Regions from separate parts of the Homo sapiens genome. Here regions 2, 3, 4 and 5 are each linked to region 1. Evidence: chromatin contacts called from ENCODE Hi-C or POLR2A ChIA-PET data. All regions are on one chromosome and are shown on one strand. The core of a region is the stretch at or near the end of the contact, and the rest is flanking DNA. Distances in the headings are between cores, read along the strand shown. Region 1 holds the start of PPME1 (protein phosphatase methylesterase 1). Region 2 holds the start of CLPB (ClpB family mitochondrial disaggregase). Region 3 holds the start of RPS3 (ribosomal protein S3). Region 4 holds the start of ATG16L2 (autophagy related 16 like 2). Region 5 holds the start of FCHSD2 (FCH and double SH3 domains 2).

Region 1 (2,700 bases), core at 68-2,567:
TTTTCCCTTCGAGGCAGTCTTGTAGAGATTCAATGTCAAGTTTCCTGATCTGCCCTGGGTTCCTAGGTTGACTGTTCTCACTGCAGCTAACATCCCCTACTCGGTGAGCTTGTGTCTCCTTGAGCTGCTAACCTGATGAGGACTCTCTGCTGCACACTCTTTCATGATCTCAGGTCCTTCAGGAGATCGTCATGCCCTTACCCCCACTCCAATCCTATCACACCTGTCATTCCCCACTCTTCCCGGCTCTATACTCTACAATTATTTTTCCCAACTCCTGCTCATAGTCAGCCCTTCATACTTCATTCATTCAACTAACATTTACCGAGTCCTGCTTTGTACTAATCCTTGGTCATTCAGTAATGTATAAAACGTGATTCTTGCCCACAATCACACAACAAATGATATAATCCCTTTGCCAATTTATGTTTCTTCCTGTCCCTGTGGACCTCGAAAGCTACACACACACATACATTTCACTTCGTTATCAAAACCAATCCCATCATTGTTTGTTCTTCTCCTCTACAGTCATCCTACCGGTAACCTTCATCTCATTAATCGCCTGTCTGTGGCCCCTACCCCAGCCCCTAATTCCTTTCTATTCTCTGGAGGGCCAATTGCCCTTCCTTTTAACCTTCTGGTTCCCTGGCTACTTCCTTCTTACGTCCCTTTTCTTGTTTATCCAGCGGGGGTGCGGGTCTCCCTAAAATTCCTTACACCCTGCTCTCCTATTACGCTTTCCTCAATCTTTGATCGCTCAGGTTACCTCTTTTTTTGCGCCCACGGCTGCCCCCAGACCCTTGGCCTTTTCGTTGTTTCATGATGAGCCCGAGCTCTTCTTCACCAGCTCAACTCCGTCTCCAGCACCTAAGCAGTATCCTCCCGCCATCCCTCCCCACGGCGCCTGCGTTCCCCGGCAACCGGCGCCGCTGGGCAGCCTGGGAGGCAGGAAAAAGCGACTCTTCCTCTAACAGTCTCCGGAAAACGGTGCGAAGAGAAGGCGCCAAGACGCCTTCCCTCCAATACACTACAATACCCAGGACGCTTTGCTACAATACCTCTCCGGGGTTGGCTGGGGGGCGCCTCCAGCTGCGCAAGCGCATAGGGATGCGCCCTTTGTGGACTCCATTGCGCAGGGTGCATTGCCCTGAAGAGCGCTCCTCCTTCCGGTGAAAGTCGTCGGGTTCCCAGCCGGGAGTCTGCGGAGTTCTCATACTCTGTTACCCAGCTTCCTTTGTATGAGTGCTGTTGCGCACTTCCGGTGGAAGCGCTGAAGCGAGTGGGTGGAGTTTACGGAGCCGGTGGGCGGTAGGCGGTGCTACGGGTAGCTGGGTGCTGTCCAAAGGCGACAGGGCGTCGTTAGGGGAGCGAGTCGTGACCGGTTGGGCCACACTCAACGTGGGACGAAGCTTCGCCTACTGTTTGACTACGTGCGTGCAGCCTCCCCTCGATGTCGGCCCTCGAAAAGAGCATGCACCTCGGCCGCCTTCCCTCTCGCCCACCTCTACCCGGCAGCGGGGGCAGTCAGAGCGGAGCCAAGATGCGAATGGGGTACGTGACCCATACCCCTTCTCCCTATGGGCCAGGCCCCAGCCGTTGGAGAATGGTATCTCTGGGCGTTCATAGAGGCACGGGAAAGGAGTCTACTGATAGGAGAAAATGTTGGCGGCCTGGAGATATTTAGATGGAGTAGAAGGCAGATTGGGGTACTAGGGGAGGCGCCAAGTCAATAGAAATTGGAGGAAAAATAACGTTGTTGAAGGGAGAGGGGAATGAGGCAAAGGTTGGGGAAGCTGAGAGACTAACATAAGGGATCTGAGAATCACTTCCACAATAAAGGAGGCTTAGAAAAGGGAGTAGAACGGTGACAAAGGTGGAGGAGAATCGGCCAGGGAAGGTGGAGGGAAGTGGGGAATGACTGAGAGAAAAGTTGAGGGGAATTGGGCCAACAACTAAGGAAAGGTTTGGGAGGAGTAGATATTATCAGAGTTCTAATATCTGCACTGTGAGAACTAGATACTAGAAAAGCTGAGGGGGGTAGAAAACACTCGAGACAGGGCTGGAGAAGGAAAGAGGAGAACTAGGAAGCAGACGATTCTAGAGAATTCCCAGAGGTGTAAAGACAGATTCAGCGAATGAGAGGTGAGATTAGGTCTCTTAAGGGAGAATGAGAAAGTTTAGGGAGTAGGCCTAAGGTAAGGTGGAGAACATAGCCACGAAGATTGTTAAGGGTAGTAGGAATGTGCTGAGAAGCTGGACAGGATAAGGGAGAGAGAAGAAGGAGAGGACTGAAGAATTTACAGAGTGAGAAGCTGGACAGGATAAGGGAGAGAGAAGAAGGAGAGAACTGAAGAATTTACAGAGTGACCATAGGCTCTAAAGATTGAGAGATGACTATAAATACGGTTTGGTGAATGGAAGTGCTGCAGTTGTAAGGTCTGGGAAGCTTAGAGGAAGATTTGGGCAATCAGTTTTTGCTGGGCTAGTAGATCTGAGGGAAGCGACGTACTGGCCTAAGACTTTGAATTAGTGAAGCATTGGGAGTTCGAGAAATAGTTTGCTGGAAAGGAAGGAGAGCCATGTAGAAGAGATAGGTTTTGGAATTTTAGATCGTTAAATGGCTTGTGCCAGGTTAGGGGATACTTGGGCCGAGGAGAAAGAATGAGGTGAACATGGGAGAAGTAATTGCTGGAAAGTGGA
Region 2 (2,700 bases), core at 145-2,644, 1.7 Mb before region 1:
GATCACCTCACAGCATGTGAGACCAGACACAGCAAAATCCTGAGACTGACAGACTCAGGCCGCTGAACTCCAAAAAGAGTCAAAATAACAGTACTGTAAAAATGTTGGGAAACTATCCTTCACTATATAAATAAAGAAATTGGTCAGACGCGGTGGCTCACGCCTGTAATCCCAGTACTTTGGGAGGCCAAGGCGGGTGGATCAGGAGGTCAAGAGATCGAGACCATCCTGACCAACAACTAAAAATACAAAAATTAGCTGGGTGTGGTGGCCCGCACCTGTAGTCCCAGCTACTTGGGAGGCTAAGGCAGGAGAATAGCTTGAACCCGGGAGGCGGAGGTTGCAGTGGGCCGAGATTGCGCCACTGCACTCCAGCTTGGCGACAGAGCAAGACTCCATCTCAGAAATAAATAAATAAATAAATAAATAAATAAATAAATAAATAAATAAATAAATTGAGGTCAAGCTGGCATTAGAACCGAGTCAGGTTGTTCCTGACTCTGGCACCTTTGGTGGCGGGGGGTAGGGGGGAGCGGTTTGGCAACTTCTCTAAACCATCTGGCGGTTGCCCTTAAAACACCCCATAATTTCCGTTTCCTGGAGATCTCAGGAAAGAGGAATTGGACCAGGCAGAATATGAGAAACATAAGGGGACCATGCTATAATATTAGATGTTTAGTCCAATATCCCCATTGTACAGATGGATAAAATGATGCCCAGAGAGGGGAAGCGGATCTATGGTACGAGATTATACAACTCCGAGGTGATGAGGTCTCTAGGGCAACACCCTGCCCCTGTAACCAGATGATGTCTGAGTCCCTCCAAGACTTAGGCTCTAAGGATCTAAACCTATAAGTACCTCCCACCCTCCTAAGATACGAAGTTAGGACAATCTTCCCGCCTCTCCCTTCCTCAAACCCAGATCTCATAATCACCCTTGTTGGACGGACTCTTGCTGTAGCAATGAACCACCAGCGCTGCGGCCAGGGCGCACATGCCCAGTCCGGCCCTGCTGGGGACCCCGTTCCAGCTGTCCTGTCCTGGGAGTGTTTCTTCGGGACCAGGAAGGCGTCCCCAAGTGGCAGCCGCGAGGCATTTGGTATCGAAGCGTCCTCCCTGGCGCCCCCCGGTGGCTGCCCCACGTCCGGAGAACAAGGCCGGCGATGTTCCAGGGCGCCCCCCGGTGGCTACCCTCAGCCACTGCGGCTCCCCGAGACTCCCAGTAGTCACATTCCGGCCGGAAGCACCTCCATGGCCCCGGAGCGTTGGGGACCTGAGCAGCCGGAGGAGTAGCCGTGGCGCCAGTGCTTTTCTCCTCAACACCAGGGACCCCAGCATCTTGACAGCTGCTTCGATAACCCCGTGGTGCCGGCCCCTGTGCTGACCACGTCCAACATGGCTGCCGCGGCGCGTTCGAAGACGCCGCGAACAGGGTGGAGTTGCGCACTACCTCACGGGAGAGGTAGTCCACAGCCCTAAGCCTTTCCCCAGCTGGAGAATAAATAAACTACGTTTCCCAGAAGGCTGTGGGATTGCGTCACAATGACTGCGGGATTATAGAAGCCCGGGGCATATTGGGAAATAGAGTTCGGGTGAAGGGGCGTGGCGATTAGAGTTAAAGATTAGAATCCCAAGACTTCTTTCCTAGTTTAGTTGAAGCACACGACACACTTTTTTTTTTTTTTTTTTTTTGAGACGGAGTCTCGCTCTGTCTCACAGGCCGGAGTGCCGTGGCGCGATCTCGGCTCACTGCAACCTTCGTCTCCTGTGTTCAAGCAATTCTCCTACCTCAGTCTCCCGAGTAGCTGGGATTACAGGCGCCCGCCACCATGCCCAGCTAATTTTTGTATTTTTAGTGGAAACGGGGTTTCACCACGTTGGCCAGGCTGGTCTCTAACTCCTGACCTCAGGCGATCCGCCCGCCTCGGCCTCCCAAAATGCTGGGGTTACAAGCGTGAGCCACCGCGCCCGGCCCACAATTTTTGACTGGTGTAAATTACCCAAGAATCTTCAGCAGAGGCATATTATGAAACTTATGCTTATTTAGTTTAGCCTATCTCTTTTTTCAGCCTGGGCGGCCTTTCAAAAAGATGTTTAGGGTAACTACTGCACCTGAGATAGGAATACATTTTATTTGAAGAGTTGACTTCCGGTCTTTTTTTTTTTTTTTTTTTTGAGACAGAATCTCACTCTGCCGCCCAAACTGGAGTGCAGTGGCGCCATCTCGGCTCACTGCAACCTCCGTCTCCCTGGTCCAAGCGATTCTCCCACCTCAGCCTACCGAGTAGCTGGGATTACAGGCACGCACCACCACGCTTGGCTAATTTTTGTATTTTTAGTAGTAGAGACGGGGTTTCACCATGTTGGCCAGGCTGGTCTCCAACTCCTGACCTCAAGCGACCCACCTGCCTCAGCCTCCCTAAGTACTGGGATTACTGGCGTGAGCCACTGCGCCTGGCCCTGATTGTGTTATTTTTAAAGGGCTTTCAAGTGGGTCATCTCATCTGATCCTCATGGCAGCTGTGTGTGAGAAGCTGGGCAAGAACTGTTATTCCCGTCTACAGTGAAGGGAATTGAGGCTCAAAGGTGAAAAGATTTGCCAGTAAATCACCTGGAGTAAAGTAATGCTCAGGTCTTCTGATTTTGAGCATATAGTTTCCATTAACACCTGCACTCCCATCCCGCCCCCTCTTTTCCAAA
Region 3 (2,700 bases), core at 134-2,633, 1.2 Mb after region 1:
TCTCCCTCCAGAGTAGCTGGGACTACAGGCACACACCACCACACCTGGATAATTTTCTTTTTTCACTTTTCATAGAGATGAGGGTGTCTCATTCTGTTGCCCAGACTGGTCTCAAACTTCTGGCCTCAAGCTATCCACTTGCCTTGGCCTCCCAAAGTGCTAAGATTACAGGCCTGAGCCACTGCACCTGGCTAGAATTTTTTTTAATTGAAAAAGAAGGCCAGGCACGGTGGCTCATGCCTGTAATCCCAGCACTCTGGGAGGCTAAGGCAGGTGGATCACTTGAGGTCAGGAGTTCAAGACCAGCCTGGCCAACATAGTGAAACTTCATCTCTACTAAAAATACAAAAATTAGCTGGGTGTGGTGGTGTGCACCTGTAATCCCAGCTACTCAGGAGGCCAAGGCAGAAGAATCACTTGAACCTGGGAAGTGGAGGTTGCAGGGAGCTGAGATCGTACTACTGCACTCCAGCTTGGGCAACCGGAGAGAAAAGAAAGAAAGGAGAGAAAGAGAGAGAGAAAGAGAGAGGAAGGAAGGAAGGAAGGAAGGAAGGGCGGGCCCATGGGACCTTCTGGGACTTCTGTTACAAATTGTAATGGACTTGATGAAAGTAAGGTGGGGTAAATGAGAACAACATAAAGGACACAGAACGCAGTCCCTAGGACACTTAGTAAGTATCAGGTTTTATTATTATCATTTGGAATGGAGGAAATGGGTACAGACTGGGGGACATGAGTTGTTTTGTTTGTTTGTTTGTTTGTTTGTTTGAGACAGAGTCTCACTCTGTGGTCCAGGCTAGAGTGCAGTGGTAGGATCTTGGCCCACTGCAACCTCCATCTCCCAGGTCCAAGCAATCCTCCCACCTCAGCCTCCCGAGTAGCTGGGATTACAGGTGCCCGACACCACTCCCAGCTAATTTTTCTATTTTTAGTAGAGACGGGGTTTCACCATGTTCGCCAGGCTAATCTCGAACTCCTGACCTCAAGTAATCCGCCCGCCTTGGCCTCCCAAAGAGGAGTCTTAAATGAGTTTCACTGAGGGATTTCAGCAGATTTTCATTACAGTGTCCACCCTGAAAGTGTAGGGGCCAGAGTTCCACGCTGGTTAATCTCTCTTGCTGTGTGAACTTATACCTGTAATTTCCACCTCTGCACCTCACATTGCTTGTTTTGAAACTATGAGAATTGAACTCTAAGGTCCCCTGAAGTTTAGAAGTCCTGCTGGATGAAGCCCCTTTCCTGTTCCTGCCTACATTCTTCTTTCCCTGGACGCCTTACTTACGTAAAAACTACATTTCCCATGAGCACCCACAGGCGTGCACGCAGCGCAGCCCTCCGTCGTCGCTCGCGCCCTTTATACTCACTTCCGCCCGCGAGCCACTTCCTTTCCTTTCAGCGGAGCGCGGCGGCAAGATGGCAGTGCAAATATCCAAGAAGAGGAAGGTGAGCCTCTGGGGACTGGGTTCGGAGAACGACGGCGCCGCGCGGGTCGAGGGCTTCTCGGGGTGCCACCGCGAGGCCTGCAGCTCCGTGGCCTGCCCTGGAAGCGGCCTAGGCTTCCTGGCGTTCCTGCGGGCCGCGGATGGCGGTGGATTGAGTGAGAGGCCCCAGCCAGGAGGGCGCTGTGTGGCCGGGTTCCAAGTGAAGCGCAGAGAGATGGGCACCAGGCGCCCCTTCTGTCCCGGAGAAGGCGTTTGTGAGCATTTGTCGGTCAACGGAATTAGTAAACGTGGTATTTTGAGGGCGTGTGTCATTTCCCTCATGTCTTATCCCGTGGTTTTGGGAAGAGAAGGCAGCAGTGTATTCTTGCCTTAACTGGTCGTTTCTGGGTACAGTCCGCTGGCCCCAGGACCTCAACTTGAAGGGTTGCTGACGGTTGCTTGCTCCGTCTGGGGACCCCGGGAGGAAGCTGCCTCGGATTTAACGCCTTGTCATTACATGGGATAGAACTGTGTAAAAATCATTAGCTTTAAAAATAGACAGTTTGTCATTTCGTATATACACTTCGATGTCAAAATTAAATCCACAACTTCTCGAGAGTTAGGATTTGCCAGCTCTGTTGGTACCGTAAAGCCAAATAACATGGCTGGGATTCTTTAGACGGTGCAGGTTGTGTCTACAAGTGAGAGAGCTTATATGTTAAGTCTACTATCTATTCCTTAACAGTGACAAGTACAGTGTCTTTGCTGTGCTGAATGAAGTGTAAATAGGCCATTAGAGCAGTTTCTTGTTTTGCATGTGGAACTGTTTTAAACCCTTCGATGAAGAGATGATGACGAGTCTGACTTGGGGATGTTCTCTTTGCCCAGGTGGCCTACTCTGTGCTGCGTTCTGTGGCACAGTTTAAAGAGCCCTGGTTGAAGTAATTTCCTAAAGATGACTTAGAGGCATTTGTCTGAGAAGGGTTGCTGCACTCCTGTTGGAACAAGGGTTTGGAACCATTGGTTGGAGGTATTTAGTTTTGGTGAGGGATGCATTGACTAATAAGACTAGACTGGCTCAGGCGAAAGTGAGCCTACACCGATCTCCTAATTTTGAACTTTGCTTTGTTTGGATTAGTTTGTCGCTGATGGCATCTTCAAAGCTGAACTGAATGAGTTTCTTACTCGGGAGCTGGCTGAAGATGGCTACTCTGGAGTTGAGGTGCGAGTTACACCAACCAGGACAGAAATCATTATCTTAGCCACCAGGTAAAACTCA
Region 4 (2,700 bases), core at 44-2,543, 1.4 Mb before region 1:
AGGCTCGGCCTGTGCAAAGGCCATGGGCGTCTAAGACAATGACATGTGGGGGACTGAGCCCAGCTCACTGGAAGCAGAGCAGGCTACACTGACCTGGGGGCGTCTAGGCCTTCACTGCTTTCTACGTCCTCTGACCCATCCCCATCAGAATCTCAACAGACTCGTCACCTCCAGGGCCTGCACTGCTCTCCCATCGTTGCCCAACTTCTCTCGTTCCCTAGGGATGTTCAAGTCTGCCAACACTCAGAGGGCAGGGCCTGCTGGCATGCCCCAGGGTGAGGCTGTGCCCAGCGAGTCCCTCCTTTCGTGTCTCACAGTAGCCTGAGCCTGCAGAGCTGGCTCTCTAGCATCTAGCTAGAGACGGTTTGACCACAGTTCCCTGCGACCCATGATTCACTTTCGAGGGTACCCACAAGAGATGTGTCTGCTCCTCCAGACGCCGCCCAATGGGGTGAAGCGTCTGGCCCTGAGTCAGGATGCTGGGGTGCTGGCCGTCTCAGCTACCCACTCCTTTGCAACCCCAGGCAAGCAAGCTCGTTCTCTCCTCCCGGCCAGGGGCTTTCTAGATGAAATCAGCTGCACCCCTTTACTCTCAGGGACCTAAAATTTCGGCGACCATGTGGAGCCGTAAACCCTTCTGCCTCCTGTCCTCCCAGCCCCGCACCCACCTGGCGTTTTCGTGTCACGGAACCTCTGCACGTGCTCTTCTCGAGGCCTAGAGTCCCTCTCTCCCTCTGGCCAACTCCTATTTCATCCCTCACAGACCCAACTCGAACGCCATCATCCCCGGAAAGCGGGGATTCCTCCCTTCAGTCTCTGCTTCCTTATCTTGCTGTCCTGCTGCGCCGCGCCCTCAGTGTACGCGCAGAGCCCGGGGCTGAGGGCCTCTGGGTCCCTGGCTGGGTGCGCGGCCAGGAGCGCGACGGCCTGGGAAGCACCAGCGGCTCTCGAACTCGGCCCGGGCGCGGCGGGGTTAAGACACCCGGGCCTTGAGGGCCCCGCCTCCGGAGCGCTCCACCCGCGTGGGGGAAGCCTCCCCGGAGGCTCCGACCTCGCTCCTGCTTATGACCCTCGCAGCCACAGGAGCCCCCACTTAGGTGAACATTTCGGACGGGGCCCCGGCGGTTCAGACCCGGAGGCGGCTCCTCCCGGAGGCAGATCCTCCCGGCGTCGGCCTTCGGTCCTCCCCGCCAAAGCCCTCTTGGGACAAGCCGGGGATTCCCCGCCGCCGCCCGCCCCCTGGCGTCACGGAGTCCCCGCGAGGCCCCGCCCCGGCCTGGCGCCGTCCTGGGCGGGAGGAACGCGCCGCTAGGCGGGAGAGCGCGGCCATGGCGGGGCCGGGCGTCCCCGGTGCCCCCGCAGCGCGCTGGAAACGCCACATCGTGCGGCAGCTGCGGCTTCGGGACCGTACGCAAAAGGCGCTTTTCCTGGAGCTGGTGCCGGCCTGTGAGTGCGCCCCGGTGCTGAGAGGATGGCGGCTGAGGGGACGCGGCTACGGGCGCGGGGAGAGGGTTTGGCTGGCTCCTCCGCCTGTGACCCGAGTGCGCTGTGCCTTATGCCTTGAGCCTGTGCGTTACGCCCATCCCGACTGCCAGGACTCCGCCCCTTGCCATCCAGGCTCTGGTTAGAACCTGGACGAGCCCCTCCTGGTCCCCCTGCCCTCGTCGCCCCTCAGGACGGGCTCTGCCTCCCACAAGCTGGGCTTCCGAGACGCAAGTGCGTCCTCGGGTGTTGGTTTTGCAGGGTCTCTTTTGCCTCCCCACCCGGGCAGTCCCCGGGGTAGGGGCTTGATCAGTGCACTTAGTCTCGGTAGCGCAGTGAAAGAACGCGGGACTTGTCCAGAGCAGCCACTTATTGGCCCATCCGGAGAGGGGCGACACTCGGAACCTCTAAGGAGGAGGCTGTGCATCTCAGGCTCTGCCGCTGACAGGCGACGCTGGCACAGGCTTATGGAACACCTCCCTGTCAGCCTACCCAGCCTGAGGGGGCATCAGGGGGCCCCGGGCTGCTGGTGGATGCTGGCTGAGCCCAGCGAAGTCGGACTCTCAGAATTGTTTCTGGGCAGCTGGTCAGGATAGGGTGTGGCATTTCAAGAGGGGATGAACAGGTGTGCCTGTGTGTCGCACCTCTGGCCGCCTGCGATTGTATGTCTGTGGTTGGAAGTCTAACCACAATCCCTGCGGCTCTCTCACTGGGGCTAATCTTGGCCAAACCCCCACAATCAAATCTGCTCTTAGCCAGGAAAATTTCTCTGCAAGCTTCCAGGCTGCTGGTCCTCTACCTTCAGGGTTGCGAGGCCAGCCCCCACCTCCAGCAGCCACACTTCTCCACTGCTCAGACAGACAGTGGAACCGTCCAGTTTGAGGGAGGGGGTCACCGCCCCCCCAACCCCTGCCCCCCGCCCCGACCCAGGGAGCTGTGAGTCTGAGGGACTAGAGAGATCTGGAGGGCTGAAATCAGACTGAAGGGCCAGTCTTGAAACCTTGGGCAGATCACATCGCTAAGCCTCAGTCTTCTTACTTGTTAATTGGGTATAGAGACCTTCTTTAGGTTTGCTGGGTGCTGCAGTACCCTGGGGGCTGAGGTGGGGTTTTCATGAGAACTAGGCCAGGCCCAGGGCCTCAGTCAAGGTGACAGGGCACTGAGTGTGGGAAGGAAGTTGATGAGGAGGGAGCTAGGCCCGGACTTACCACCCCACCC
Region 5 (2,700 bases), core at 91-2,590, 1.0 Mb before region 1:
ACACGGGTGAGTTAGGCGTTAGGCAAATGTTTGCCCACGAGGGGAGGACAGAACGGCCTCATCCACCCAGTGCCCAGAGTAGACATTCAGTATCCATCTGTAGGATTAAAAAGACAAGGACACAGCCTCGGCCCCTGGGAAAGCTGGGGAAGGGCGCAGCGGGGAGACTGATGACAAGCCGGGTGCATCCGTCACTCCCACCCTGGTCATCCAACCCCGGATCGCAGTGCACACCCCACGCACCTCCCGGGCCCGGTCCTCGCTTTTCTGAAGACAGCACGACAGCCTCCTCGCCCCTCAGCCGGGGACGAGGCAGGACCCGTCAATCCTTAATTTGTTTTCCCTTGGGGTGGGGAGGCGGTGACTATTCCAACTTCTTTTCGGCCGCCCCGTGGGAAAAGCAGGCCAAACCCTAAGGCTAGGCTAGAAACAAATCCCCCGCAAATTTGCAAACGGGCGGGGCTGGCGACAAGCGGCTGGAGGGCTCAAAGCTGGTGCAGACTAAACAATCACACACGCACAAGGCTCTGCAAAGCTGCAGGGGCGTCCCCGCCTCCCCCTCGGTGCAGCCCCGAGAATGCACTTTGCAGCGGGCAGCATTGCCATGCGCGCGCACACACACAAATGCACACCCGAAACTCTTGTGAAATGTCTGGGGGTCTCCTGCGTTAGAGGACGGACGAGCCCCGGCGGCCCCTCTGTCGGAAAGGCAACTCACACGCGCGCCCCCCACCTGGAGCCGGCGGCAAGTCGGTGACAAGCCCAAGACGAGGGCGGTCACGGCCCCTTGCGGGAGGGGGAAGGGGCGCAGCGGTCGCCCCAGCCGCGTTCCGCGTACGCATCTCTCCGAACCCCAAAGCCCCCCAGCTGCGCCCTTACCTTCCTCGGCGGCGGCTGCATGATGCTGAAGGGACATCAATCCTCCCCGACGGCAGCGTTAGCAAGGACCAGGAGGAGGAGGAGGGCCGGAGAGGAGGGGACGGCCCAGCGAGCGCGCGCGTGTGTGAAAGGAGCGCTTAAGAAGCAAGACTTGCCCCGGAGGGAGCAGGCCAGCGGGCGGCAGGCGGACCCCAGCCAGAGAGCGAGTGTGAGGAGACGAGGGAGGAGCACCGGGAAGGCTTGGGGCCCGGGCGGCCCGGGCGGCCCGGGGGTGTGTGAGGAAGGAGGCGGAGACGGCGAGGGGGCGGGGGCCCCAGGAGCAGGGGCGCGAGGGTCTCAGCCGGCCGGGCGGCGGGTTAGCCGCAGCCGCGTTGTCCGCGCTCCCGGTCGGCCGCCTGCGCCGCCGCTCCCGGCGGACGCAGCGGCCCCCACCCCACCCACTCAGGCGGCCCGGCCCTCGCTGGGCCTAACGCCCCCGCCCGCCCGGGAGGAGGAAGGTGGCGCCGCTCTCCCCGCTAGGGCTCCACCACTCAGGCCGCGGGAATTTCCGGCCTCGCCGCGCGGCGCAGCGCCCCGCTCCGGATGCTGAGGGAACCGCTCTGTCCAGAGCGGGGTTCGAGGGGCCGGTCCGGGCTGCCAGGAGGGAGCTAGGCCACGGCACGGGGCTTCGTACCGCGGCAGGGGAAGGGGGAAGCTAACGGATTGGTCGGTGGGTGGGAGGTGTAGAAACGCCAGCGCCACGCGAAAATCCCCCCTTTCTCTCCGAGAGTGGCACGTTCCAGACGCCTCCTGCCCTCCCTCCCCCACGCTGGGAGCCAGCCGGGGGCTTCCCGCGCGCTTTCCCGCCAGCTCGCCCCGGCGCGCGCGTCTCCGCTCGGGGGCGCGCACGTGGGCGGGAGAGGGCTCCGCGCCGACGCACGCGCACAGGCCGCCCCCGCCTCCTGCCTGCCTTTGCGTGTGTGTGTGTGTGTGTGTGTGTGTGTGTGTGTGTGTGTGTGTGTGTGTGTGTGTGTGTCGGGGGGCGCGGGGGACGACGCTCGCAGGGAAACGTTTGCAGTGGGGAGGGGGGCGCAGCATGCCTGTGGGATACGAGAATTCCGGCGTTTTCTTCCTCTCAGCCCCTCAACACCCTACTCTCCCTACCAGCTAGATGTGCGCGAGAGAGGCGAGCAAGGACAAGTCGCTTTGCGGCTGGCCGCAGGTGCCAGGCCATTGCGATTGTAGGGCGGAAAGGCAGTTGCTCTGCAAAGGAAACGGCGGCACTCTACTGCAGGGCATTCAAGTCAAACATCACTGACTCCGCTGAGAGGGAGCCAAGAGAACGTTAAGGCCGAGGCCCCCGTTTCACAGACGGGGAGGCAAGTGCCCATAGAGGGAAGCCTTTCTAAAGGTTACACAGCAGGACTAGAATCTGCGTCAGGAAGTGTTCTATGGGTTATTTTAAAAAAGAAACAGGTGCAGGATAATAAGCACGAGGAAAAGTAGAAGAGGCAGGAGAGGCCATAGAGGAAGCCCTTGTCTGGGAGTCAGGATCTCTGGGTGCCAGTCCACTTTGCCTGCTCCTTAACAGGCTAGGTGAGCTCGGCTTCCTTATCTGCCAGTGAGGGTGCTTATCTAAGCAGTGCACCCCACCACCACACATGAACCTTCCTGCTCTGTTCAGACCATCTACGGGGGAGTTTATCGACCTCCCTTGGGGTCCTCAGAAGAGGAATACCTCTTCCCCATGCCCAGGGAGGTTTTTTTTTTTTTTTTGAGTCACGGGGCTGTGTGGAGGCTGAGCTGGATTACTCCACCGTTTTTTCAGAAGTTGAGATCCCA

The links. Hi-C counts contacts between places; a loop is a spot of excess contacts on that map. ChIA-PET counts read pairs that join two places held with the same protein, here RNA polymerase II (POLR2A). Pooled maps may share reads with other maps.
Region 2: a map of CD4-positive, alpha-beta T cell shows a loop between it and region 1 (8-fold over the local background). The contact joins the promoter of CLPB here to the promoter of PPME1 in region 1. A Hi-C loop is called at or near these places in 3 of 168 maps with a recorded cell type or tissue (CD4-positive, alpha-beta T cell, CD8-positive, alpha-beta T cell and naive thymus-derived CD4-positive, alpha-beta T cell) and 10 of 50 pooled maps.
Region 3: a map of CD8-positive, alpha-beta T cell shows a loop between it and region 1 (12-fold over the local background). The contact joins the promoter of RPS3 here to the promoter of PPME1 in region 1. A Hi-C loop is called at or near these places in 1 of 168 maps with a recorded cell type or tissue (CD8-positive, alpha-beta T cell) and 6 of 50 pooled maps. POLR2A ChIA-PET finds 5 or more read pairs at or near these places in 1 of 52 experiments (activated T-cell).
Region 4: a loop to region 1 is called in a map of naive thymus-derived CD4-positive, alpha-beta T cell, with 16 times the contacts of the local background. The contact joins the promoter of ATG16L2 here to the promoter of PPME1 in region 1. A Hi-C loop is called at or near these places in 2 of 168 maps with a recorded cell type or tissue (naive thymus-derived CD4-positive, alpha-beta T cell and posterior vena cava) and 8 of 50 pooled maps.
Region 5: a pooled map shows a loop between it and region 1 (15-fold over the local background). The contact joins the promoter of FCHSD2 here to the promoter of PPME1 in region 1. A Hi-C loop is called at or near these places in 1 of 37 single-sample maps with no recorded cell type and 7 of 50 pooled maps. POLR2A ChIA-PET finds 5 or more read pairs at or near these places in 2 of 52 experiments (Caco-2 and GM12878).

What each region holds. Positions count from the first base shown.
Region 1 is chr11:74,169,972-74,172,671 of GRCh38, forward strand. It overlaps PPME1 (protein phosphatase methylesterase 1), which reads left to right and starts at 1,318. Exons shown (of 14, transcript NM_016147.3): 1 at 1,318-1,551. The coding sequence starts at 1,451. C2CD3 (C2 domain containing 3 centriole elongation regulator) reads right to left here and starts at 1,031. Exons shown (of 33, transcript NM_001286577.2): 1 at 767-1,031. The coding sequence starts at 821. RefSeq lists enhancers at 266-1,189, 963-1,412, 1,190-2,112.
Region 2 is chr11:72,433,137-72,435,836 of GRCh38, forward strand. CLPB (ClpB family mitochondrial disaggregase) reads right to left here and starts at 1,395. Exons shown (of 16, transcript NM_001258392.3): 1 at 936-1,395. The coding sequence starts at 1,338. RefSeq lists enhancers at 1,017-1,476, 1,540-2,346.
Region 3 is chr11:75,398,135-75,400,834 of GRCh38, forward strand. It overlaps RPS3 (ribosomal protein S3), which reads left to right and starts at 1,384. Exons shown (of 7, transcript NM_001005.5): 1 at 1,384-1,443; 2 at 2,560-2,690. The coding sequence starts at 1,414. It overlaps SNORD15A (small nucleolar RNA, C/D box 15A), which reads left to right and starts at 2,257; the gene lies at 2,257-2,404. RefSeq lists enhancers at 1,361-1,720, 1,947-2,700.
Region 4 is chr11:72,813,118-72,815,817 of GRCh38, forward strand. It overlaps ATG16L2 (autophagy related 16 like 2), which reads left to right and starts at 1,294. Exons shown (of 18, transcript NM_033388.2): 1 at 1,294-1,446. The coding sequence starts at 1,329. LOC107984421 (a long non-coding RNA gene) reads right to left here and starts at 950. Exons shown (of 3, transcript XR_007062771.1): 1 at 1-950. RefSeq lists silencers at 447-536, 937-1,386 and an enhancer at 1,917-2,066.
Region 5 is chr11:73,140,978-73,143,677 of GRCh38, forward strand. FCHSD2 (FCH and double SH3 domains 2) reads right to left here and starts at 1,341. Exons shown (of 20, transcript NM_014824.3): 1 at 880-1,341. The coding sequence starts at 900. RefSeq lists enhancers at 1-560, 60-289, 2,160-2,269, 2,350-2,489 and silencers at 470-609, 1,010-1,389, 1,550-1,929.